Linked DNA regions of Mus musculus: regions 2, 3, 4 and 5 are each linked to region 1. A link is a loop called in an ENCODE intact Hi-C map of the cell type or tissue named here. Cell type or tissue: left cerebral cortex. All regions are shown on one strand.

The links. A loop is a pair of places that touch in the nucleus more often than their neighbours do. Peaks named below come from ENCODE experiments on the same cell type or tissue, not always from the same donor. Only the 100,000 strongest peaks of a DNase experiment are listed, where the experiment ranks them.
Region 2: a loop joins it to region 1, with 2.5 times the contacts of the local background. A loop is called at or near these places in 5 of 42 quality-filtered maps.
Region 3: it touches region 1 in a loop (7-fold over the local background); 15 of 42 quality-filtered maps call a loop at or near these places.
Region 4: it touches region 1 in a loop (3-fold over the local background); 7 of 42 quality-filtered maps call a loop at or near these places.
Region 5: it touches region 1 in a loop (2.1-fold over the local background); 17 of 42 quality-filtered maps call a loop at or near these places.

The regions. Positions count from the first base shown.
Region 1 is chr3:90,582,888-90,587,887 of GRCm38, forward strand. It overlaps a transcript of S100a3 not described here. Among named protein-coding and RNA genes, the nearest start is that of S100a2, 4.9 kb to the right of the region's middle. In left cerebral cortex, CTCF peaks have their summits at 1,036 and 2,963 (motif pointing right); DNase peaks (open chromatin) are centred at 1,231, 1,665, 2,897, 3,573 and 1 more place; H3K27ac peaks cover 1,961 bases.
Region 2 is chr3:90,708,253-90,713,252 of GRCm38, forward strand. No RefSeq gene overlaps it. Among named protein-coding and RNA genes, the nearest start is that of S100a9, 15 kb to the left of the region's middle. In left cerebral cortex, CTCF peaks have their summits at 533 (motif pointing left) and 2,022 (motif pointing left); DNase peaks (open chromatin) are centred at 528 and 2,002.
Region 3 is chr3:90,646,599-90,651,598 of GRCm38, forward strand. No RefSeq gene overlaps it. Among named protein-coding and RNA genes, the nearest start is that of S100a7a, 5.2 kb to the right of the region's middle. In left cerebral cortex, no CTCF peak of the experiment used is centred here; DNase peaks (open chromatin) are centred at 8, 894, 2,589 and 3,433; H3K27ac peaks cover 2,391 bases.
Region 4 is chr3:90,506,145-90,511,144 of GRCm38, forward strand. Chtop (chromatin target of PRMT1) reads right to left here and starts at 3,354. Exons shown (of 6, transcript NM_001293776.1): 1 at 3,047-3,354; 2 at 1,401-1,482; 3 at 1-117. The coding sequence starts at 1,465. S100a1 (S100 calcium binding protein A1) reads right to left here. Exons shown (of 3, transcript NM_011309.3): 3 at 4,890-5,000. In left cerebral cortex, a CTCF peak has its summit at 2,285; DNase peaks (open chromatin) are centred at 1,669, 2,368, 2,919 and 3,398; H3K4me3 peaks cover 2,170 bases; H3K27ac peaks cover 1,269 bases.
Region 5 is chr3:90,512,446-90,517,445 of GRCm38, forward strand. S100a1 (S100 calcium binding protein A1) reads right to left here and starts at 1,885. Exons shown (of 3, transcript NM_011309.3): 1 at 1,756-1,885. It overlaps S100a13 (S100 calcium binding protein A13), which reads left to right and starts at 1,990. Exons shown (of 4, transcript NM_009113.5): 1 at 1,990-2,020; 2 at 2,313-2,574; 3 at 3,405-3,597. The coding sequence starts at 3,445. In left cerebral cortex, CTCF peaks have their summits at 1,997 and 4,680 (motif pointing right); DNase peaks (open chromatin) are centred at 11, 1,466, 1,944 and 2,476; H3K4me3 peaks cover 2,347 bases; H3K27ac peaks cover 2,427 bases.

The DNA.
Region 1 (5,000 bases):
CAGAAGGACAGGAAGGAGCAGCGTCAGGGGTGAAGAGAGGACGAAGAGAACACAGTCTTCTCAGAGAGATGGAGAGAGGGCATGGAGTGAGTTCTGGATCCTGGGTCTTCAGTAGCTCCCTCTGAAGAACTCTGAAGAGGTGGGTATTAAACTGCTCCTACTCCACAGCAAGAAGGGAGTTTCCCATAGCACTGAAGAGAGCTAATTCCATAGAATGGTAAGGAGTCAGTTTTCAGAAGGTTCAGACCTGGGATAGAGGATTGAGTGTATCAGGAGATAGGGTATTTCAGGGGGAAAAAAAAGATATTGGCTGTGAGGGACAGCACCTGAGCCTCCATTCACCATCCACCAAACGCTTGCTTTGTGCTATGCACTAAGGGATGGAGGGTTTTGTGAATATTTCTAGTGATCTATATCTATCTGTATCACTATCTATCTATCCATCTATCTGTTCATTATAACATTAATAAAATGTTGTTATAGATCTGTGGGTAAGAGGCTTCAGAAGGGCACTGAGAAGCAGCTAACTGCATGCATAAGTGTGCTCAGATTTGCAGGAGACCTGGGAAATAGAGACAGAACAATACTCAGAGGAAATGACCTTTGAGCTGAGCAGAAAGGGTGATTAAGAGGCAGGGGGTGAGGCTGGAGTGATGTCTTAGTGATTAAGAGCACCTGGCTGCTCTTCTAGAGGATCCAGGTTCAATGGTTTACAACAATTTGTAACTCTAGTCCCTGGAGATCTGACAGCATTTTCTGGTTGTCTTGGGCACCATATGTATATGGCACACAGACATACACATCAACTAAAACAGTAAATAAACAAAATTTCCAAAAATAGAATAAACCAAGAGGCTGGTGGATAGCTCCACCGAGGAAGGGCTTTGCATAAGAGTACAGGGCACGGGCAGAGGTTTGGGGGCATGAAAGAGTATGACCTATGCCTCAGCAAGGTAGTGTGCCTAGGATAGTATGCATTCCCTTGACCTTCTAATTCACCATGTCCTTTAATCTGGAGAGATCTGAGGTTTTAAATAGGTACCCTGGTGGCAGAGCCGAGGAGGGTTTAGAGTGAGGCCCAGGAGCAGGGGTGGGAGGAGCATCTGGGTGTGCCTGCAGCAGGGCCAGATGAATTGGAAGAGGCCTAAAGCAGCATGGACAGGGTCCAGACCTGTTTAGAGACAATAAGCAGACTGACCAGACATCTGGTTAGCGGGCAGGAAGCAGGAGACTGGGCAGAAGCCAAGTGTCTGGTTTGGACCATTGGGTGGATGGTAGTGTTCTTTGTGGCACAGGGGAAGCCTGGTTCATCCATCTTCAGTCTCCATCATGGCCCTCTGGGGACTTTGCTCAGTTCCTTTTCTGGGTCCCAGTGGCGAGCTGTTTCCTGTGTTCACTCCTCAGGGGTTTGAAGGCTCTGTTTTCCAAGCCTGTCCTCCAAGCTCTCATTGTTACTCCTGGGGCTCAGAAGAGAAGTTATTATTTGCTAGTGTAACCAGTGATGTGCTTTCAGGCATAGAGATAAGAGAGGGATCCCTGACCCTCTGGCTCCTACCCCCAGTGACTCGTGCTGTCACTCAGCAGCCATGAGCACACTGGTAGGCACCTGGCGTGGGTGAGATCCTGTGCTCATGAAGAAGTGAATAAGACCTTTTTTACTGAAAGGTGGGAGTGTGTGTGTGTGGGAGCTGACAAAGGCTTCTTTTGAGTTTATTTCAAGTCCAGGCCACAGTACATTTGTAGGCCACAGGAGAAGGTGCCAGAAGCAGCAATGCTGAGAAGACAGGCTTCTGGACCCCAGTGTGGCTGAGACCTGAGGCTAATTTGCTGGGCAGGTGGAGGTTGGTCTCAGCAGTAACTACCCTTGAGGACTCCTGGGGTCACTGGCGGTTGGAGCGCACAGGAGATCAACGCCACTAAATAGGTCATCTTTAAATCTTCTCCCCTCTCTTATTCGTTGGGTGGGAACATTTCCGTGAGCCCTAACTTTCTTTTCTATCAAGTAGGGTGAGTTTTTCCACCTTCCGGGGGTTGTCTTCTGAGCTAGGTGGGATAACCTATGGAAAGCACTTGGCACACAGTAGTCCCCAGCTACAGGAATACTCACACCTCTTGGGAATAGCAATCAAGAATGCAAGGCATGGGTTCCCTTACGCTGACCATGCTACCATCCGAAGAGTCATGGGTAGGATCATGAATGGCTTAATGCAACTTGATAAGAAAAAGAACTTCATGGGGCTGGAGAGATGGCTCAGCGGTTAAGAGCACCGACTGCTCTCCCAGAGGTCCTGAGTTCAATTCCCAGCAACCACATGGTGGCTCACAACCATCTGTAATGGGTATCTGATGCCGTCTTCTGCTGTGTCTGAAGACAGTGACAGTGTACTCATATATATGAAATAAATATGGCTGGAGTGAGCGAGGCTGGAAAAATATATACAAAAAAGAAAAAGAAGAAAAAGAACTTTAAAACTTATTTTAGGGTACAGGGGATACTAAAAATGATCCTTGTGGCAAAAAGGTGTAGGCTCCGAGGTGTGGTGCTATTTACTCGACATTGCAAGGTGAGTCAGCGACAGCACACGGACTTACACTTGGGGTGCTGATAGTGAGACCATTCCTCTTTTCTCTGTCCTACCCCTGAAAAGGGGCCAGTGAGCCGATCTGGGCAGTCATCGGGCTCTCATTTCTGACACTCACCTCCTATTTCCCCTATCCTAGACTAGGCGTTGAAACAGGTTCCCAGTATCTGGCTTCCCGTTCAGTTCACCTAGGCTTCTCAGCAGGGACTGTCCAGGAAACCCCTTTTGTGTGAAGCAGGTGTGGGTGTGGGAAGGCTCTTTGGAGATGAATCACCACTGCCTCCTCCTTGGTGAATCATGGCTGGGGCTTGGGAACAGCTAGCTGGTGGACAGGAGGGAGAGCGAAGAACTAAATTGCAATGATACATCTCAACCACCAGGGGGCAGAAGCCGGATAGGCAAAACCGAGCCAACCACTGCAGTAAAACTTGTGGCATTCAGAGTTTGGGAGTGGGTGGATGGAATGTGAGGCTGAATCTCTTTGTCAGCCTCTAATCTCCATCCTTGCCCTCTGGGAACTTTGCTCCTTTTCTGGGTCCCTGTGGCAGGAAGTTTCCTGTAGTCACTCCTCAGGGGTTTGTAGTTCTCCAAGGCTCTGTTTTCCAAGCCCTTCTCATTGCCACTCCTGGGACTCAGAAGAGAAGTTATTATTTACTTATTTATTAGTGGTGTGCTCTCAGGCAGCGAGAAAAGGGACCCCCTGGCTCCTACCTACCCACTAGCCCCAGTGACCCCTGCTGCCAGTCAGCAGTCATAGACGCTGGTAGGCACCTGGCGTGGGTGAGGTCTTGTGCTCATGCAGAAATGAACAAGACTCAGTATTCATCGGTGAGCTCACCGTGAGGCAGTGAGGGCAAGAGAAAGCAAGTAGGCAGCGAATCTGCCTAAATAGGAAGACGTTAAGACAGAAGGGAGGGCACGAGGAGTGCTTCGTATGTGCCAGGGCAGGTAGAAACTGACTCTAGCTGGGTTAGAGAAGGCCTTTTATGTGGCCTTCAAAGCATAGATGGGATCTCAGCAGAAGGAGACGCCATGTGGGGGTGTGGGCACGTTCTCACCAGGATGATCAGTGAAGCCAAGGGCCTTGGTTGCACCGCGTGCTTGTACCCGTGTTCAGACGGTGGGAGATGGGAGGGAGGTTGGAAATCAGTGGGTATTAGAGTATGGAGTATTTTACTGTGCACCTTATGGAAGAGACACACGTAGTTTCTGAGAGGAACCTGGCTGATGCTGGTTCAGCTGGTGGAGGTAGTCACTGTGAGCACCAGAGAGTTTCTGTTGAGTTCTACCTAAAGTAGGTTGGTGAGGAGCTCCCAGGCCCCGGGGAGGAGAGGTACACTGAGTGGCTTTGCAAAGGTTTAGAAGAGGACACTGGAGGACCCAAGACCTACTTTAACTGTGCTGTGCAGGCTGGTTGCCATGTGAGCCCTAGGCAAAGGCCTGGGAGTCTGACTCTGCTACCTTTCAGATTTCAGCAGCGTCAACACCAGCGTCTCCCTAGGTGCTGCCAGGTGAGGGGCTGCACTCTGGTGCTTGTGGGTTGGGGTTTCCGGCTGCTGCTCTGGCCCCGGGGAGCAGGGTGTGCCGCTGACTCACCACCTGGGTATCTGGGCTTGGAACCACGGGTGAGTCACCCTGCCCTGGGGGAGCTGAGAGAAGCTGCTTGGTGTCTGGAGGGGGAAGAGAGCTGGGTCCACAGGAAGGGCGGTGCCCAACTGGGGATGGGGTAAGGAGCGGAAGGGGGCAGTACGGAGTCCGAAGTCTTAAAGTCAGCTCCTCCTTGAAGACCCCTCCCTTGGGCCCAGCTAAAGGACACAGTGTTTGTTTTTCTCCATGGAGAAGACACTCTGGGGACCGGTGAGGGCCTGAGGGAGGGCATGGCTGGGTCCAGGCCCCTGTTTTCAACTCTGGGCAGGGCAGTCTTTCCTAGCCACTCACTTCTATGGAAAACGAAGAAGAGGAAGCTCATGTCTCCCTTTCCTCCTCTTTGGTGCTCTCTTGCATTCTGCACAGACTCTTGCTCACTGCAGCTGTGTCTGATGCAGAGCAACCTCCATTGCTCCTTTTGAAGCAGTTTTAACCAGATCCAGTCACCTCAATACCTCTTTAAGAGGTGTTCTGGTGCCAGGCATTTACAGCAAAACAAAACAATAAGAAAAGATTTCTTTGACTTCCTGGCATCCTCTTCTGGATGCCCCAGCTGTATTTTTGGACGCCAGTTTTCTAAGGGTGGTCAGGACTGTTTTTCTCTCTTTCCACATGCACGCGCGCGCGCGCGCGCGCGCACACACACACACACACACACACACACACACACACACACACACACGAGTGAGCACAGGCTGTGAAGTTCCCACCCACTCTGTGTCACTGCATTCTCTGACACTGGAAGGAACTGTGACTCACAGGCATAACATG
Region 2 (5,000 bases), 130 kb after region 1:
TTCTTGTCCCTGGCTACAGTTCTCCAGTCCTTCCACCTCCCCTGGATGTTGCTGAATAAACTGTTGCCTTCATTTCACTTCCCACTGAAACTCCAGACCTTATCCCAAGACTTGGAGGTGTTATATCTCAGGAGCTTCCTGTTGCCTGGCTCCACCTCAGGCATCTCCTTGAAGTCTACAACCCTTTGTAGAAAATAACAGGCTTTTCCAATCAGCACACTGTGGACATTATAATTATTGGCTTTTTCGGTCTGTCTCCCTTACTGCATTATTAACCTGCTAACTCATCACTAGATAAGTTTTGCCTGCAGGAGACAGATAAACATTGGCTAAACACAACGAAGACTGTGTTGGTTTTGATAGAATGTATTTTAGAAGGTTATTTTCTACAATTAAGAAGTTGTGCAACACAGGACACATCAGGGAAGACGAGGGATTAGACTGTGAGGGAGATTCCTGTTGGGTAGAAGGTGACATCAGGATTATCAGAATGCATATGCTGCCACCTTATGGCCTGTCTATGTCATGACAGCTTCGGCAGTCTTTTGGACTCTAATTTTAAAAATTTTACATTTAATTTTTTTAGCCTTAATTAATTTACTTTATTTTTGTTGTATATGCTCCTGTATGTGGTAGCCACAGTTGGAGACTGGGTTCTTTTAAGGGAGTCTCTGTGGTGGATTTTCACAAGATGGTCAATGAATTCCCGATAAGGAGACTTGGTGAACACAGCCTCTGTGCAGAGGTTGGGGGTGGGGGTAGGGTTAAGTTGCTGTAGGTCTTGGAAGATGGCACTGAAGATGGCTTTGGCAAAGTTGCCTAGGGTGGTAGTGAAGCCCCTGGATGATGTGGAACAGTCATCAATACTGGTGTTCAGCAGCAACTTCTTGGGCACAGGAGTAGAGATGATGCCAGTGCCTCTTAGGGAAAGGATGAGATGTGCCATCACAAGCCACAGCTACCGGTCACCTCGAATGGAACAGTGTAGTGTTCGTCAACCCTATTCCCTCAGTAACTTCTCTGCCCTGGGATGATGGCCAAGATGATGGTCCCTCTGATGGCAATGGCTACTTCTTTGGAGGATTTAGCACCAAGACCAAAGTGACCATTGTAGTCTCCAGTTGCAGTCAGAGCCTTGAATCTGGTTGATTGGTCAGCCTGAGTCTGCTCCCACACCAACACGATCTTTAGAACTTCAGCCTTTAGGGATGTGCCCAGGAAAAAGTCAATAATCTCAGATTCCCTGATGGTCAGGAAGAACAGGTGGATCACCTCCCAGGGTCTTGATCTTCATGTCCTTAACCAGGCAGCTCAGTTGGTGATGGAAATCCATTCCTTGCCTTTGGCTTTACCTCCATGAGCCCTGTGTTCTCAAGCATGAACGTGGGTCTCAAGTCTGCTGCTAAATCTGCGGAAGCTGCATAGCCTCCTATTGGCCATTTGGTGTTTTCCCAAAGAAGTGACCACTACAGGCTCTGCACTGCGTCTGGGCAGCATAATAGAGCTGGCTATGGAGGTAGGAATCTGGGTGAGCTAGTCCTGAGGGTGTGACAGGGGAGAGCTGGCCCCTGCCAGTCACCTGCAGTGAGGTGGTGTGGGCATGGGGGTGCTACTCTTCCCCACTCACCCTTTGCCACCTGCGGTAGTTTGGCACCAGGGTCATAAGAGCAGGAGAGCTGGTCCTGCCCCTTACTAGCTACAATGCTTGAGAGCTTCAATTCTCTTGGGCAGCACAGTGCAGGATACGTGGCCCTGCTTCTCATCTGTTGTGAGGTTGTGTGGGTGCGGGGAAGATGCCCTCCTTCTCCCTTACCACCTGAGGCAGTTGGGTAAGCCAGCCCGGAGGATGTGAGAACTGGAGAGCTAGCCCAGCCTCTCAACGGCTGAAACGCTTGGAGAATGAGCCCTGCACCTCGACCAGCAGCACAGTAGAGCTGATTCTGGTGGCTCTCAAGAGCATGAGAGAAAGAGAGCTCACACTGCCCCCTGCTGGCTGCAACATTGGGTGAGTTAGCTGGAGCAGTGCTGAAGAGCTCGCCCTGGTGGTGCAAGTGTGGAAGAGCAGGCAGGCTAACCAACTCAGCTAACAAGCAGGTCCAGATCCAGGGCTTTGAGTTGGCCCACCCCAACATCTACCTCATTTATGAACTGCTGGAGCACGTGAAGGGGCCAGTCCTGCAGAATAAAAGCTGCAGGATCTCCTGACACAGGGAAAATACAGGATATCTGAAAGGAGTCCTTGTGAGGATTCAGTTTTGATAGTGTAGCAAAAGCGAGAGGCGTTGCAATGACATTGCAATGCACATTTGCAAGGAAAGATGTGTGGACAAAGGGAATACCATATGGCATACTACAGCTTCTACCATGAGATGTATTCTATGTTTTGTTTTGTTTATTTTTTAAAATGTTTGTTTTTTATTTTCTCTTCAGGGGGAAGTTGCGAGTGCAGAGGGTGTATACAAAGGAAGAGGGAGATGAGTGGGATTGGGGCGCATGATTTGAAACTCAAGAAATATCAGTAAAAAGTTAAAAAAGGAAGTGAGTCCTTTTTAAAAATTCAAGGTAGGAGAAGTTTGAGGATAATTCTTTTTACAACTTAATATTTTATTTAGTATTCAAGTGTGCACAGGTGTTTCCATCAAATGCGCCCCTTATTCCTTCCCTTCCAGTTACTCCCCTGTCCAGTCCCTGAGTTTTTTTCTCCAAATTTCATTTCTTTTAGTTTTCCTTTTTTTTAAATTAAAATTTATTTTTTATTCGTTATTTTATTTATTTACATTTCAAACGTTATCCCCCTTCCCGGTTTCCCCTCTGCAAACTCCTATCCCCCTCCCCTCCCTCCTGCGCCTATGAGGGAGCTCCCCTCTCCCAACCACTCCCACCTCAGCTCACTGGCATTCCCCTACGCAGGGGCATTGAGCTCCACAGGACCAAGGGCCTCCCCTCCCATTGATGCCAGATAAGTCAATCCTGTTACACACGCAGCTGGAGCCATGGGTCCCTCCATGTGTACTCTTTAGTTGTGGTTTAGTCCCTGGGAGCGCTGGGGGATATAGTTGATTGATATTGTTGTTCTTCCTATGGGGTTGCAAACCCCTTCAACTCCTTCAGTCCTTCCCCTAATTCCTCCATTGGGGTCCTTGTGCTCAGTCCGATGGTTGGCTGCAAGCATCTGCATCTATATTGGTCAGGCTCTGGCAGAGCCTCTCAGGGGACAGATATACCAAGCTCCTGTCAGCAAGCATTTCTTAGTATCAGCAATAGTGTTTGGGTTTGGTGTCTGCAGATGGGATGGATACCTAGGTGGGGCAGTCTCTGCTCCACTCTTTGTCCCTGCATTTCCTTCAGACCGGAGCAATTCTGGGTTAAAATTTTTGAAATGGGTGGATGACCCCATCCTTCAATGAGGGCCATGCCTAACCACTGGATATGGTCTCTACAGGTTCTACCTCCCCTTTGTTGGGTATTTTAGCTAATGTCATCCACTTTGGGTCCTGGGAATGTCTTGCTTCCTTGGAATCTGGGGCTTTCTCATGGCTAACCCCAGTTCCCCATCCCCCATTGCTACATACCTCCATTCAATTTCCTGACCTTCTGTACCTCTCCCCTCTCCCCCATGCCCAGGAGTGGTATAGCTGGGTCCTCAGGTAGTACTATGTCCAATTTTTTGAGTAACCACCAGACTGATTTCCAGAGTGGTTGTACCAGCTTGAAATCCTACCAGCAATGGAGGAGTGTTCCTCTTTCTCCACATCCTCACCAGCATGTGCTGTCACCTGAGATTTTGATCTTAGCCATTCTGATTGGTGTGAGGTGGAATCTTAGGGTTGTTTTGATTTGCATTTCCCTGTGACTAAGGATGTTGAACATTTCTTTAGGTGCTTCTCAGCCATGTGAGATTCCTCAATTGAGAATATTTTTGTTTAGCTCTGTACCCCAATTTTAATAGGGTTATTTGATTCTTCAGAATCTAACTTCTTGAGTTCTTCTATATATTGGATGTTAGCCCTCTATTAGATGTAGGGTCGGTAAACATCTTTTCCCAATCTGTAGGTTGCCATTTTGTCCTGTTGACAGTGTTCTTTGCCTTACAGAAGCTTTTCACTTTTATGAGATCTCATTTGTCAATAGTTGATCTTAGATCCTGAGCCATTGGTATTGTTTAGGAAAATTTCCCCTGTGCCAAGGTGTTCGAAGCTCTTCCCTACTTTCTCTTCTGCTAGATTCAATGTATCTGGTTTTATAAGGAGGTCTTTCATCCTCTTGGACTTGACCTTTGTCTCTTATCTTTGGAGACAATAATGGATCAATTTGCATTCTTCTACATGCCGACTGACACTTGAACCAGCACCAGTTGTTGAAAATGCTGTCTTTTTTTCCCCACTGGATAGTTTTGCCTTCTTTGCCAAAGATCAGGTGTGTGGGTTTAATCCTGGGTCTTCAATTATATTTTCTGTACCAATACCCCCCCCCCCCTTTTTTTTTTTTTTTTAAAATCACTACTGCTCTGTAGTACAGCTTGAGGCCAGGGATAGTGATTCTCCCAAACATTCTCTTATTGTTGAGAATAGTTTATGCTATTCTGAGTTTTTTGTTATTCAAGATGAATTTGAGAATTGCTCTTTCTATCTCTAAGTTGGAATTTTGGGGATTGCATTGAATCTGTAGAATGCTTTTGGTAAGATGGCCATTTTTACTATGTTAATCCTGCTGATCTATGAACATGAGAGATCTTTCCATCTTCTGAGGTCTTCTTTGATTTCTTTCTTCAGTGACTTGAAGTTCTTATTGTACAGATCTTTCACTTGCTTGGTTAGAGTCACACTTAGATATTTTATATTGTTTGTGACTGTTGTGAGGGTGCCATTTCCCTAATTTCTTTCTCAGCTCATTTATCCTTTGAATATAGGAAGGCTATTGATTTGTTTGAGTTAATTTTATATCCAGCCACGTTGCTGAAGTCTTTATCAGTTGTAGGAGTTCTCTGATGGATTTTTTTT
Region 3 (5,000 bases), 64 kb after region 1:
GTTTACCTCCCACGCTCCAATGTTCTGCTATTCCTCTCTGTCTCCCTTCTTTGCCCACTTGTCTTTAGCCCGTGAAATTGCTCTATTCATGTTTAGAACTCAGTAGAAAATAGAGAGTACGAGAGGAGAGAAGATGGAGAAAAATATGAAGATTGTAAACAAATCAGCCCTTAGTTAAATTGCTGAACATCTACCTTAAAAATAACTGAGGATGATCTTACCCCCAGTCTCTGGGAGGCAACCAGGAACAATGGCAATAGCCTCCATTGCTCTGGAAGCCTCTAAGACTCTCTGACCAACAATTTAAAAGGTCTCCCATGTCTGATACTGGCTTTTTTGTTTTTGTTTTTTGCTAGACAGTCTATGCCTCTTGAGGGGCATTATCACCCCTCAAGTGACATAACTTCACTTAAACTATATACATATGTATACACACACATATGCAGAGCATTATATGTAGTTTCTAGTCAACATGAAATAATAGGCTTCTCTATGGCTGTTCCAAACATCATTAGTATTATTTGTCCCTCCCCCACTTCCCTCTTCCATTGCCACCCCTCTTCTTATCCCAAACCCTGTACTTGGGCTTTACCCTTGAGTCCAGCCCACCACCCCACACTGAGAGTTCTGTGGCCTAGAAGGACACCCTCCATCTTTGACCTTTTCAGCATAGGGTTAAACTAGACGCCTCTGAGTTTCACAGCAGAGCCCAACAAATACTGAAAAGTTATACTTCTATTCACACAGACTTTGAGGAAGTTGTGGAAATTCTCCTTCAATATCTTCTTCCCATCTGGCTTCTTGATCATGTTGTCATTATCCCTGGATTCATGAAACAAGTTGATTCCGCCCACCATGGACTTTTCAGCTTTGGTGCTGTCATGTTTGTTTTCACAAGTCTGTAGGGAGCAAAGATAATGATCCTGTTTCCCTCCTCCTCACATGTGGCTAAGTGTCACCTGAGGGAAGGAAGACTAAGGCAGGGCAGAAAGGGCTTATTGCTTTCAATGTGATGTAATAATTATTGTTCAAAAAGAGGAAGGCAGGAACATGCTTGGGACATTTGTTTATCTACTCAGGAACCAAGATGAAAATATAGGTGAACCAAAGTCTAGCAGTGGGGACCATGAACAGGATGCAGAAGCAGGAAGAACTGGGGGTTATGATATAGACAATGATTGAGCTCTAAGATAGTGCACCCAGCCGCACCCAGTATTTGGTAGACCCCTCTTTAGGAAGCATCAAAACCTTCTCTTCCAGCTTGAAAGTCAAGGTTAGAGTGATGGAAGCAGGATAGGGTCCTTGGTCATCTGCTCACTGCCCGTTCTCTACCACGGACAAGGCACCCGGGGGCCTCATCGTTACCCTTTGTAAGATCTTCATGAAATATTGTGTAGGCTCCAAGTGTGAGCACATGAGTTAGACTGTGAACAGATATTAAAGCCCAGTTATGGACTAGTTAGAGTAATTCCTGGGAATGAGGAAACAAAGATGGACGACTACAGTAAGTACCTGCTGAACAGAAACAACTGTTTTGTTTCTTACACTCTTGGGTCAGATTGTTCATGGTGGTTATAAGTATCGTGTTTCTCTCTTCTTTCTGGCCTGTTGATGACAGGGCTGTGGCTAGCCTCAGGCCTCACAATGCTCTCTAACCTTCAGGTAGCAGGATGGGCTAAGAGAAGGGTAAAACAGTCCCAGGATACAAGAGTCATTTGCTGACTTACCTGAGCTGAGGAAGGTCCTAACAAGAGGACATGTGGATGTGTGCCCTGAACATAGAGCAGTCCCTTTATACCACTCAATCTCGTCATGGGACTGGAAACCATAAGGCCATGGTCAGCTTCCTTCAGCATTGCCCTACTTCGAGTGGGTAAGACACATCATGCTGTGCTCAGCCTTTCCAATGACTAGGTTCTGTATCTCCCAAGAGATCTTATTTGGAGTAGAAGGCTCTTGTCATAACTCAATTTAGCACTTGGGTGGCCAGTGGATGGGCAAATGAGTTGCTAGAATTTTTGAGCCTGGGAGGAGATATGGTTTTATTTGATTATTCATCTGACTTACAGATTTCTAAATATTTGTCCTGACAGCTAGTCATAACAGCTGCACAATTAGTGTTTAATGAACCAGACATCAAGAGCCCTGCCATACCTTCATTCCTCCCTAATTCTCATAATCCAAACAGTTAGGCTTTATTTTCATGTTAGGTAAAGAGAAGTTGACATGTACAGAGTTCAGCAAACTTAACAAGATCATGCAGCAAACAAATGGCAGAAAACCCCACTTCAAACCCATACTCCTGTTCCCTAAGCTAAAGGCCCTGGGTCTCATCAGTAACTGCCCTTTGGGGAACTAACAGTCCAGGGAAAGAGGCAGAATCACTTCAGTGCAATGGATAGTCAAATGCTCACAGGGTTCTGATGAAGAGGGGAAGAGAATGCTGGTGAGCATGAAGAGAGTGCTCCTTCTGTTCTTTATTGCCTGGATTCAGTGATGGAAGGATCACTAAAAGACTAAGTGTAGAGCAGGAGATTAAATAGTTTAAATATACTCAAAGCAGCCTGTGTAGGAGTTGGTTGTCATGGTACTAAACCTGATGTGCCCCCACTGTGTTACAGAAAAGGCTGGTGCAAGTGGGGGAAGAAGAAATAGGTTGTCAGTGGAGTTGGAAAGTCAGTGGAAGGAAAGTAGGGGACTGAAAATGGACCTTTTTCTGTTATTCTGCATCTGAATTTCCCCATGTGGTACAAGAGAGTTCAGGGCCCATTGGTGTCCAGCCCTTTGGGCATTTTAGGCCTCCATTGAGCGAGGTAGTGCCTGCTGTCTTAAGTCACTTTATTTCTCCAACTTCCTCCCCAAGGGATCCCCCATTGTAACCAATGCCTCAGTTTCTTTTTCCCCACTTCTCCACATGATGTAAATACTACTTTGTGTCAATGGGCTATAAATAACTTGAATAAAAATTAAAATAGAAATAATTGAATGTTATTGTATCTATACTACAGACACTATGAAGTTGTTTTTCTTGGGGGCCATAGAGGAGTTTCTTTTTTACTTAATTTTAAAATGAGTATACACGCTAATGAATTTCACGATGACATTTTTGTGCAGGTATGTCATTATAATTTCCCAACACTCAGTGTCTTCTCTTTCCTGATCACTTCTACCATCATTTGTTTCTCCTCCCCATTCAGTTCTCTTTACACTTGCTTGTTGTCCAGATGAGAGGACACCTGCAACATTGTCTGTGTCTAGATTATGTTACTTAGCACAATGATCTTCACAGCTATTTATTTTCCTGTGAATGACATATTTTCCTTCTTCCTTATATCTGTCTGTTTATCCTTCTCTAGCCACTGATGGGTGTCCAGGCTGATTCTATGTATGGTGGCTATTGTGAATAGTGCGTTAGGACACATGGTTGTGTGGGTATTTCTGGGGTATACTAATTTAGATCCCTTCAGGTCTATTCCCAGAAGTAGGAGAGCTGGATCATATGGTAGTTCTAGGAGCCTCCATGAATAATGAATACTGTAATTTACATTTCCACCAACAGTATATCAGGATTCCTTTTCTCAGCATCATATTCAGCATGTACTGCTGCTTGTATATTTGACAATAGCCATTCCGATTGAGGTGAGATGCAATATCAATTTAGTTCTGATTGATTTTCTATCATGACTAAAAATGTAAAACATGTTTTCTTTTTCTGCCCCCTTCTGCACCCCCAAGACAGGGTTTCTGAGTGTAGCCTTGGCTGTCTGGAATTCACTAGGTAGACTAGGCTGGCCCGGAATCTCACAGAGATTCATCTTCCTTTGGCCTCTGGAGTGCTGAGATTACAGGCATGTACCACCCCTCCACAATATGTTTTCATATTATTCTGAGTCATTTATCATTCCTATGAGAACCACCTGTTTGGTAGATTTTATTGATGAGATGATTTAGGTTCTTAATATTTAATTTTGGGTTCTTAATTATCTTAGATATAATCTCAATGTCTCTTCACTATTTGGTTATTCCTTTGCTAGGCAGAGGCCTCTAGATTCCAGACGATCTCATTTCTGACTTCTTGCTGTTATTTTCTGAGCTATGAGAGTCCCTTTGAGAATGTTCTTGCCTAGTGTTTCTTCCATGTGTTCCTCCTGCAGCTTCAAGGTTTCAAGTTTTACATTAATGTCTTTGGCTCATTTTATAACTGACTGTTAGAAAAGATAAGAGATAGGGACCTATCTGAATATATAAATTGCTTTTGGTAGGATGGCCATTTTCACAATCATCCTACTATAAATCCATGAGGGTGAGAGGTCTTTCCATCCCCTGATATCTTTTTCAAATTTTCTTTGGTGTTTTAAACTTTTCATTGTACAGGTCTTTCATTTTCCTGGCTAATTTTTCTTCAAGATATTTTTGAGGCCATTAGTATTTAGAATTATTATAGAAATGTGTGAGCCAGGCATGGTGGTGCACGCCTTTAATCCCAGCACTCAAAAGGCAGAGGCAGGCGTATTTCTGAGTTCCAGGCCAGCCTGGTCTACAGAGTGAGTTCCAGGACAGCCAGGGCTATACAGAGAAACCCTATCTTGAAAAACAAACAAACAAACAAACAAACAAATGTGTGTATTAATTTCTGTCGTTTTGTTAATTTTATGGTCTTTTCTATCCTAGCATTGTTTATTTGTGTTTATTCTTCTCTCCATACTGAAGTATTCCTTCTGGAAGCCTCTGTAGAACTGGTTTAGGAGTCATAGGTTCCTTTAATTTGTTTTTATCGTGAATTATTTTTACTTTTCTTCAATTTTAAGATATTAGACTTTTTATATTGCAGCTCCAATACCCTCTCTCATTCTGTGTTTCTAATGTTTAAAATATAATACAGCATGAAAATTTTATTTTTTTGGTCTTATCTATTTGGTGTTCTATAGACTTCTCCTGAATAGACAGCTCTCACTCCAGGTTTGGGAACTTTTATGATTTTTTTTTTCATTTTGAAAGGG
Region 4 (5,000 bases), 77 kb before region 1:
TTCTCCATCTGCTGGGCCAGTCTTCTGTTTCTGGCACTGGCTAGCTGCTGCTGCTGCTGCATCGAAGCCCGAATATTCACTGGCATCGGCTGTTTGTTCTTCAGCATATTAGTAAAGCTTCAAGGTCGAACAAAACGGGTGTTTAAATAAAGCTTTATTATAAAACACTTATTGGCATTCTCATGGCTTGCTAGACCAGGAGCTCCAGATCCCACGAACTTTAAAGTGGCACATTTGGATCAAGGCTGATGTGGGTTAAAGACTCCTCTGTTTCCACAAACTTGCAAGAACCAGAAACTCAGAAATGCAGCCAAGGGCAGCACAATTAGAAGCGATAACAAGGGCTCAGGTAACAGCTCTTAAGAGAAGTGGAAAGCATGAAATACACGCAGTAAGCAAATATGATGACAAGAAACAGAGATGCAGTTACAAAGACAAACAGAAATGCCGACACTTTTGGAGAGTGAAAGTTCATTCAAAGGACAAACAGGAGGAAGGATCAGAGCACCTTCAAAGTCCACTGAAATAACAGACTCATGAGTTATGGGAGTTTATTACATTCTAACATGTTACTTAGTAACACATGAATACAGGAAATTAATGTATCACATCTTAAAAGATGAACAGAGAAGCACATGTGCTTCTGAAGCAAACACAGGCACTAAATTAAATGCCTTGGGAGTTCTAGCAACAACATAATAAAATGGTGAAAGACACCAAATAAATGAAATTCTCAGAAACAAAAACTGCCTTTAAATACAAATAACCACTCTTTCTGACTCAGGACTTCTGAGAAAGTTAAATTAGTTAAGTCGCTTAAGAGCCTAAGAGGACATTATTCTATCATTCCTGTTATGATTAAGTTTAATAGAAGTAAACACACAGCTGATGAAAGATTTCAAAACAAAACAAACTAAAAAGCAGAATGGGAAGAAAGTGAAATGGAGCAAAGCAAGTGCCTCTTACAAGGCCCAAGAATGCCATTCAGGGGCCTTTGGACATAGTCTCGGCTTGCTACCTGCCTCTTACAGGCCAGACACAACACTGCTGGCCTCGGACTAGGCAGCAAGCCTCTTGCAGCCAGGATATACCATACCATCATGCTGCACCACCCCTGTATCAATGTTAGGAAAAAAAATTGAAGGGAGGGTGTGAGGAGTCTTTTAAAAAATATATCCCACCAGGTAAATATTTCAGATAGCTTAATATAAAAATCTACTGATAAGGGGTTTTGAAACAACTGCCCAATTTGTTTTGTACCACATTAGATGCAATTAAGAACAGAGGTCTGTAGCCTTCTGTCATTTAGCTTACAACTGGCTTTTTTTGTATTGGACCCCAGGGTCAATTTAAGTAATGTTTTCTTAGGAAGGAGCTGAAGTTGCTGTTGGCTGCCTCACCGCTCATTTAGAGACATCTTGGTGGTGCTTTTTAGCACAACTTTCGGCGCTGACTGTGCAGCCATCTTCAAATCCCGAGAATCTACAAAGGACAATATGCATGAGTCAATCAAAATAATGAAGCTTGCATTTTCACAAGAAGCAAGGCATAAATCTGTTAAAGGCCTATATTTTTAACTCTGAAGATGGTATCATGAGATCTTAAGTTTGCCAGGTGGTGGTGGTGGTGCACTTTTAGTCACAGCATTCCTGAAGCAGAGGTAGGTGGCTCCCTTTGAGTTCGAGGCTAGCCAGGTCTACATAGCAAGTTCCAGGACAGCCACGGCTACCTAAGAGAAACCCTGTGAGGTGGGGGCTTACGTCCATACAATAGTTATAAAAATTTCAAAGCTCCAGGATGGAGAACATCTGCCAAAGTCTCCAAAATAGCAGAATGAGATGTAGCCAAAGCCTAGGAGTTTGGCTTTCAATAGTTCTTCTCAGCCTGGACTGTATGTGACTTAGCTGAGGAATGTTTGAAAAAAAAAAAAAAAAGAAAAAGTCCCTCCCAAACTAAACTAAATTCTTGATGCCTGGATCCAGACCAATTAAAGTACAATCTGGCCATGAGGATGGGGTACAGCAACTGGGATTGGGGGTGCTACCCAGGTACATCTTACATGTCTATAGAAAGTTGAGGGTCATGGATCTAGAGAAATGGAGGAGCTGGGAATATAGCTCCTCAGTAGAGTGCTTGTTTAGCACTGATGAAGCCCTGGGAAGTTCAATTCCCAGCAGCAACAGGGGAGTGGTGTAACAGTCTGAGGCTGTAACGGGTTACATTGTCACACTGTGAGGACCGGACTCTCATACACCCAAAATAAAAAGAAAAGCCTAGTTTCAAAATCGATTCTCAACTCCAAATGCAGGTGGAGCTCTAGTTAGACATGGCAGGGGAAAGACAGAAGAGGTTTTCTAAATGGGTATTCAATCTGAGAGCTCTGTTAAGAGCACACCACAATATTTTAACTGTAGTGGCATATACTGGGGAGGGGCTGAGGCAAGGGGGTCACAAGCTCAAGGCGAGCCCGGGTGATTTGACAGACCCTGTTTCAAACTAAGATTATTATTATTTTTAAAGCTGGAGATGTTAACTCGGGGCGCTAGTTTAGCCAAAGTACGATTTTGGGTTCAACTTCGGTGCCGCAAAAAAAAAAAAAAAAAAAAAAAAAAGAATCAAAATCGAACACCCAGAGCCGCCGCTAATTCCTGTACTCCTCATTTGACCTCCACCTCGAAGCCTCTCAGGACTCCAACTTTGATCAGGCGACTATTTCCGTGGTTATCCCCATCAAACGCTATTCTGGGGCGAGGCTTTGGCTCCGATGGAGGACGCTTATCTAGGTAAGCAAGACACTGGATTTGAGGCCAAACCACTACGACCAGCACCACCAGCACCAGCACCTGCACCAGACACGCCAACCACAAGCAGCACCCGCACGGCTAGCGGCCCAGCTCGCTGGCCGCGGTTCCGGCTTAGCCTCCGCCTCCCGGCTCCGCCCCCTCCCCGGCCTCTGCGCACCTCAGCCCGGTCCACACCTGCCACCCACGCCACCGGGCCCCGGACCCCGCGCCCCTCCACCTCTGCCCTCTCCACAGAAACTCACCGAAGGAGATGGACGCCAGCGCTCCTCCCGGGGTTGCCACCACGGCTGCGGCGGGCGGCCCGGAGGCCGGCCTAACCTGAGCTGACGGCGGGCCGCTCGGGTTAACTAGCTGGGCGGTTGGCTTAGATGCTTAAACGGTAGGATGTGAGGCTTCCTCGTTGTGGGTTGAGTATCTAGCTGACCGATCCTCCCGCTCGTCAAGCCTGCCCTTTCCTGCCTTTCGTCTGGGCCCCCAGAGCCGGCGCCGCCAACTCCCGCTTGGTGTCCAAAACAAAATGGCCGCCGGGCCCACCAGTGCAGCGTGACCGGCTAAAATGGCGCCGACGGGCTTGCGTCAGTGCGCGCGCAACTAGGGGCGTGGCAACATGGTCCTTTGGCCTAGCGCAAGAATCGCAGCGAATCCCCACTGACTTTGGCAAAGATCCCTTAAGTTACGTGTAGTGCTCCGCCTTCGGGGGCGTGGCCAGTGGCCGTAATCGCTAAGTACCTCTAGACTACCTTCTGGACAAGTTTATGCCCCACTTTGGTGGGATTTTTGGCTTGCAAATAGCAGCTTAGATTGGCAACAGTGTTTGTATCCTTTTATTTCCCATTCCCAAGCTAAAGACAACTGTAAAAAGTCTTTATTAGGACCTTGAGACCTGGCTAATTTGCTCAGGCCCTCAAACCTATTTGTAGAGTTTCTGTTTCTTTTTGAGGCAGGCTTCCTTTGTGTAGACCAGACTGGCTTCGAACTCACAAAGATCCACCTCCTGACCCCCCCTAACCCCGCCCCTCCCAGTACTGGGATTTAAGACCCACACTGGACTCATCTACATCCTTTTATAGGGACTGCCTCTAGAAGATGTGGCTAGTTTTAGGGTGGGTCTTTTTACCTCAAGTAATCCAATAAAGCAAATCTGTATCCCCACTTATGTATCCCTAGTTCTTACATAATGTCTAGCAATGATGAGGCATCAATAAACACTGAATGAAGCTTGGGAAAAAGTTCTTCTAGTAGTTTTTTGGTTTTGTTTTCTGGTTTTGTTTTTTTGTTGTTGTTTTTTTTTTTTTTTTTTTTTCCGAGACAGGGTTTCTCTGTGTAGCCTTGGATGTCCTGGAACTCACTCTGTTGACCAGGCTGGCCTTGAACTCAGAAATCTGCCTGCCTCTGCCTCCCGAGTGCTGGGATTAAAGGCGTGTGTCACCACTGCCTCTGGTAGTTTTTTTGAGACAGAGTCTCTATAATGTAGTTCTGGCTGTTCTAGAATTCTCTATACAGACCAGGCTGGGCTTGGACTCACAGAGATCCTCCTGCCTTTTACGTCCCAGGTGCTGAGCTGGTGTTAACTATGGTACGTGCCACCATTTCTAGCTTTCTTCAGATTTTTTAAAAAAGATTTATTTATTTATTATATGTAAGTACACTGTAGATGTCTTCAGACACACTAGAAGAGGGCACCAGATCTCGTTACGGATGGTTGTGAGCCACCATGTGGTTGCTGGGATTTGAACTCCGGACCTTTGGAAGAGCAGTCAGGTACTCTTACCCACTCAGCCATCTCACCAGCCCCACATTTTTTGATGGCTTGTTTATTTCTGTTTCTGGCTATGTAGTATGGGCTGGCTTGGAACTCAAAATCTTCCTGCCTCATCCTTCAAGTCCTGGTATTACCAATTACTCATACAAATCCTTGAGAAGCCAATGACACTTGGATTCCAGCTAAAATTTTCGGACCCCTACATTTCTGGGTTTTGAGTGTTCCTTAAATAAGGAACTAATGTAAACTTGACAAGATAAGGTGTTGGGAGTGAGCACCCCTTACTTCACACATAGCCATGCCCAGAGGGTACAGACATTGATAGCTGGTGAGAGAGAAGGCTTTATTAAAACAAGTGGCAGATCTGGACTGCCACTCTTGTGCCCTTGGTGCACGTCGAGACTGGGCAAGGATGGGGACATAGGGAGGTACAG
Region 5 (5,000 bases), 70 kb before region 1:
TGGCTGACTCAAGGCTGGGGAGCGGGAGGGGAGACATGGGTGGACACAGGACCAGGCAGGCTTCGAGCTCTAGTTTTACCTTCCAGGCCTGTCACAGTTAAGCTTTGTTGTTGCTACTAAGTGGGCTACGATCTCCTCTGCCTACCCCAGGAAGAAGTCTGATACCTTTGGTGAGCTGATGGGGGGTCAGTGAGGAAGAGGTGTCTTACTGTTCCCAAGCTTCCTGTCAGCAAGCATGGCTCTTCCTCTTAAGATACCGAGGATTCAGCCCAGGTCCCTTTGGCTACATCTCCATCTTTTTGTGCTTGGGATTTATTTATTTATAGCAGGGTCACACTCTGTAGCCTGTGCTGTCCTGGAATTAGCTCAAGCAGATCCTTAGCTTCTGGGCAGTCGTGTCTCTGTGTGCTGAGATTACTGGTCTGAGTTCCCCCTCTCTCTTCAGCATGCCATTTTGGCTTCTTTGGGGGACGGGGGTGGGGGGGGCGGTATGGCGGTATTCTTAACATGACTGCCTGTTCTAGTCCTTTTCTCTGCAAAATCATCCCTTTCCATCAGGTAGGTAGAAGGAAGGGAGAAGAGATGTCTGAGGCTTTTCCTTGGAGACGAGCTTTGTAGGTGTTCTTCCTGATGCTGTCCATTGCTGCCACGGGCCAGCGTTGGTTCGGTAGCTCCAGTGGGAGCAGGCTAGGGCTGGTTTGTGTTTGATAAAGGGCTGAATGTATGAGGTCATTTGAGCTCAAGGGCTGGGCGAGAGTGGGAGAATGGAGAAGTCTATTGAGAAGAGACTACTAAACTGGGGTGGGGTGGGGGGCTCGATCTTTCGGCCCTGGGAGGGTCATGCCTTCCACAGCCTCAGGGGTTGCTCATGTGTCTCAGCTCAGGTGTCCTCATCCTTCTTCACCACTGAGTATTCTGGACAATGGGTCCTGATTAGATGACATGCCAGCTCTTCAGTGGAGCCCTTGTGACTGTCACCTGAACTCCAGTCACAAGAAGCAGTTGTTACAGAGACAGTGGGAGAGAGAATTCAAGCCAGGCTGATCAAAGGGATAAGAGGGTGCTCAAGGGAGGAATTTGGGCGGCTCGGTTACCATTCTCATCTATGAGGGGCATCTGGAGGTTGCCTGGAACCCTCTAGCAGCTTGGAATTTTATGTAGGGGAGGATCTGGGCTTGGAGCAGTGGGAAACAAAGAGGGAAAAATTAGGGGAGAGAGGAGAGGGGGTCAAGGCTGAGAAAGAAGGGCTAGAGAGGAGGTCTGTGAGGCAGAGATGGGACAGTGCACACCGCCACAGACCCCCTTCTTTAAGAAAGATACCACATGACGTAAGCTCCACTGCTAGGAGCCTTCCCTGGCTCTTGAGAAGGCAGAGAGTGAGGGTGGAGAAGGGGCAGGGACAGCTTTTCTTATTCTTACCCTGAAGGAGCAGGGCTGTATCTCCTCCCTGCCCACACCTAGAGACTGGCGTCCCTGGCAGGAGACACAGGATTCTGTGTAGGAAGACCTGGTAGCCTGGAAGCTGGGTGGCGCCCTCATTCACCACACGCTCCCAGCTCTCTGACCTTCACTCACCTCCTCTCACTACTTTCCAAACTTCATCATCCCTAGTTCCCGAACTGCTCTTTCCCTTGACCGACTCCTCCCGGACACCACAGTATCCTTTTCCAGGGCTCTTGGGGTCCTTCTGAAGTTCCCTTTCTTCCAGGCTGGCTAAGCCAGAGAGACCTATCCTAAGCAGGGTAGGATACTCACGGTTGGCCTCGGCCTGACGTCGGAACAGATTCTCGACAGAAGGGCACGCTGCAAATGTGGCCACTGGACCGGTGTGAGGAGACCTGTCTTTTAGTCGTCTTTCCCTACCGACCTCCTCCCCAACGGCTCCACCCCTTCACAAACGACACCCAAAGGGCTAAGGGCCAGGAGTGGACAGAGGCGCCCTCTGTCTCCCAGGAGGGAAGGGGCTGTCCTGTGTTTCTTTCCGTTCTTGCTTGCACCACCTCCCTGAGCCTAGCGGGAAGTAGGTGGAAGGGAAGGAGGTCGAGGGAAGGGTGCTATGGTGCTGGGTGCTGCGGTGCGGGCTGAGCAGGGAAAGGGAAGGATTCTGCCCAGGAGTGCTTAGCCTGTGCGCCTCCGACAGGGGCTTCTGTCTCGGAACTCAGTGAAGAATTTCAATAGGAGTTCCACTATGGGACCCTTAGTCTGGGGCTCTCCGAGTGCCTTTGGATCTCTTTGCCTTCTCAGAAGGGGATTTTTCAGTGCTGAATCCCCCAAGTATATTTTGTTTGCTTTTCTTTTTAATCTTTTTCAAGCAGCAGTAGCAGTCCCTCTAACACAGACTCCCAAGTAGCCCTCATAATTGGGAGGGATGAGACCCTGTGGTCCTTCCTGATCAGGCTGTGTCCCAGTCGCGTGGCGCTGTGTTGGGATGGCTAGTGACAGCAGGGGCGGTCCCCTCAGCGGAGGCGGAAACTTGACACTTCAGACTTGGGAGTGGCTCTCGCCTTGCCTGGTGCTTATAAACTTCAGCCTCAGGGCTCCAGATCGGTTAGCTGCATCCCACCTTCTTTCCCGGTGAGTTACTTTTCCTGACTGCAGAGAACCTGGAGACCTTCCTTTCTTTATCAGCTCCCGGGTCCCTCCTTCCAAGCGGGTTCAGGCAGAGATTCAGGAAGTGACTTTAGGAGAGCAGGCAACGGTCCCCGGAGGAGTATGTGGGTGGGTGGACAGACAGAAATGAGGGGACGAGTGGGCATGTTTCTTCCCTTCCTGGACCCCCGAAGGCCCTGGTGTCCAGGCCAAACACTTTGTGGGTTGTGGATGTGAGGAGTTTGAAGAGTCCCTTTCTAGATCTTGTCAGTCATGGACAGTAGCAGGGAAGGTCGGTGGGTTCTTGTGCTGAGCAGACTCTGACCTCCATAGCCAGAGGTAGGGAGGGTATGGGGCAGAGAAGATGGATCTGGCCCAATTGAGCCAGCCCTGACCTCAATTGGGCCTTTGCCAGCTCTAGGCTTCTCTACTAGGAGCCTTAGCCAGGATGTGGGGAGGGTGGAGACTCCAGTCTCAATACAAATCAACATTGGAGACAAACAACCTCCTGACCTTCAGGCAGGGAGTGACAGAGAGAAAGGACCATTAGAACAGAGCCCCTACATGGGATGTTAGCACATTCAGAGGACTCCAAAGGAAGACTGTCACAGATAGAGTGGTTGTCCCATGGAAGGATCACTACAGAGCCATCCCTAAGACAGACACTCCAAAAGGGCACTCAGATAGAGATGATTTCTGATGCGAACCTCAACTGCAATACTGTTGGAACAGACAGTATTGTCATTACCCTTCCAGGCAGCCACTTCACCCATTCTTGGATCCTTGATTCCCCTGGTCTGTTTCTTTCCTGTCAGGTCAATCTGTGTGGACATCAGCTCCTGCTTTGGTATACTGATGGCAGCAGAGACTCTGACTGAACTGGAGGCGGCCATTGAGACTGTGGTCTCTACTTTCTTCACCTTTGCAGGGCGGGAAGGACGCAAAGGCAGCCTGAACATCAATGAATTTAAGGAACTGGCCACTCAGCAACTGCCTCATTTGCTCAAGGTTGGTAGAGGGCTCTAGGTCTGGGCTCTAGGTCTAAGATTTTCTATGCACGCCAGGTGATGACACTGAACAGGTAATGTGACAGAAAACAGTGTGAGTGACTGCATGTTTAGGTGGTTCTGTGAGGTAGGTGCCTCAGGTAGGTGGTGTGTGTGTGTGTGTGTGTGTGTGTGTGTGTGTATGAGCAAACATTCTGTGTTGTTGCAGTTGGGAACAGGCTGTTGTTGGGCTCTGTGCTTCTGTTGAACAATGCTGTTAAGTCCTGCCTATGTCTCTCTGGTCTCATTTTCTCAACATAAAACTGGACCCAGACTTGAATTCTCGAAGATTTACAGACAGTAAAAACTGAAAGGAGGCTTAACAAAAATAAAACTATAAGCCAGGCATGGTGGTGCATGTCGTACGCCTGTGATCCCAGCACTCAGGAAGTTGAGGCAGAAGGATCAGGTTTTGAAGCCAGGTTAGGGAGACTCTTTCTCAACAAACAATACATAAAGGTATAGTGAGCTATACTTTTGGTATACTCAGGCCTGTAAGGAACACCTATGACTACTTTCTACTCCCTGTGGTATCCCCTTAGTAAGGGAATCATTCCACAGATATGTGTGTGGAGGGGTTTAACTTACTGACTCTAAGTTTACATCCTATTCTAGTCTGCTAGCAGTTTATTTTACATCCTTTATGAAAATTCACAGGCATGTAAGAGTGTATGAATGTGTCTGGGCATGGTGGCATACACTTTTAGTTCTAGCCCCTGGGAGGCACAGGCAGGCAGATCTGAATTTGAGGCCTTCCTGGTATATAAAGCAAGTTCCAGGACAGCCAGGACTGTATGGAGAAACCTTGTCTTAAAAAACAACAACAAAAACGTATGTGATTATGAACTTTTTTGAGACAGTCTCATGTAGCTAAGGGTAGCCTCGAACTCCTGGTTCTCCTTCCTGCCTCTACTTCAGAAGTGCTGAGATTACAAGTTTGTAGTCCCAGTCCCAACATGAATATGGATTATCTTTTAAAAATAGTATAGTAAAAAGATGTTTTTAGATTTATTTATTTATTTTATGTACATGAGTACACTGTAACTGTCTTCAGACACACCAGAAGAGGGCATCAGATCCCATTACAGATGATGGTGATGTGGTTGCTGGGTATTGAACTCAAGACTTCTAGAAGAGCAGTCAGGGCCATCTTTCCAGCTTGGATTAGCTTTTTTTTTCCTTCCCATTTTCATGTGTATGGATGTGTATGGGTGTTTTGCTCAGATGTATGACTGTGGGCATTGTGCTCATGGAAAGCAGAAGAGGGTATCAGGTCTGGAACTGGAGGGCATCAGGGACATCATCTGGGACTGGGGTTGTTGTGACATGGTTGTGAACTGCCATGTGTGTGCTGGGATTGAAACC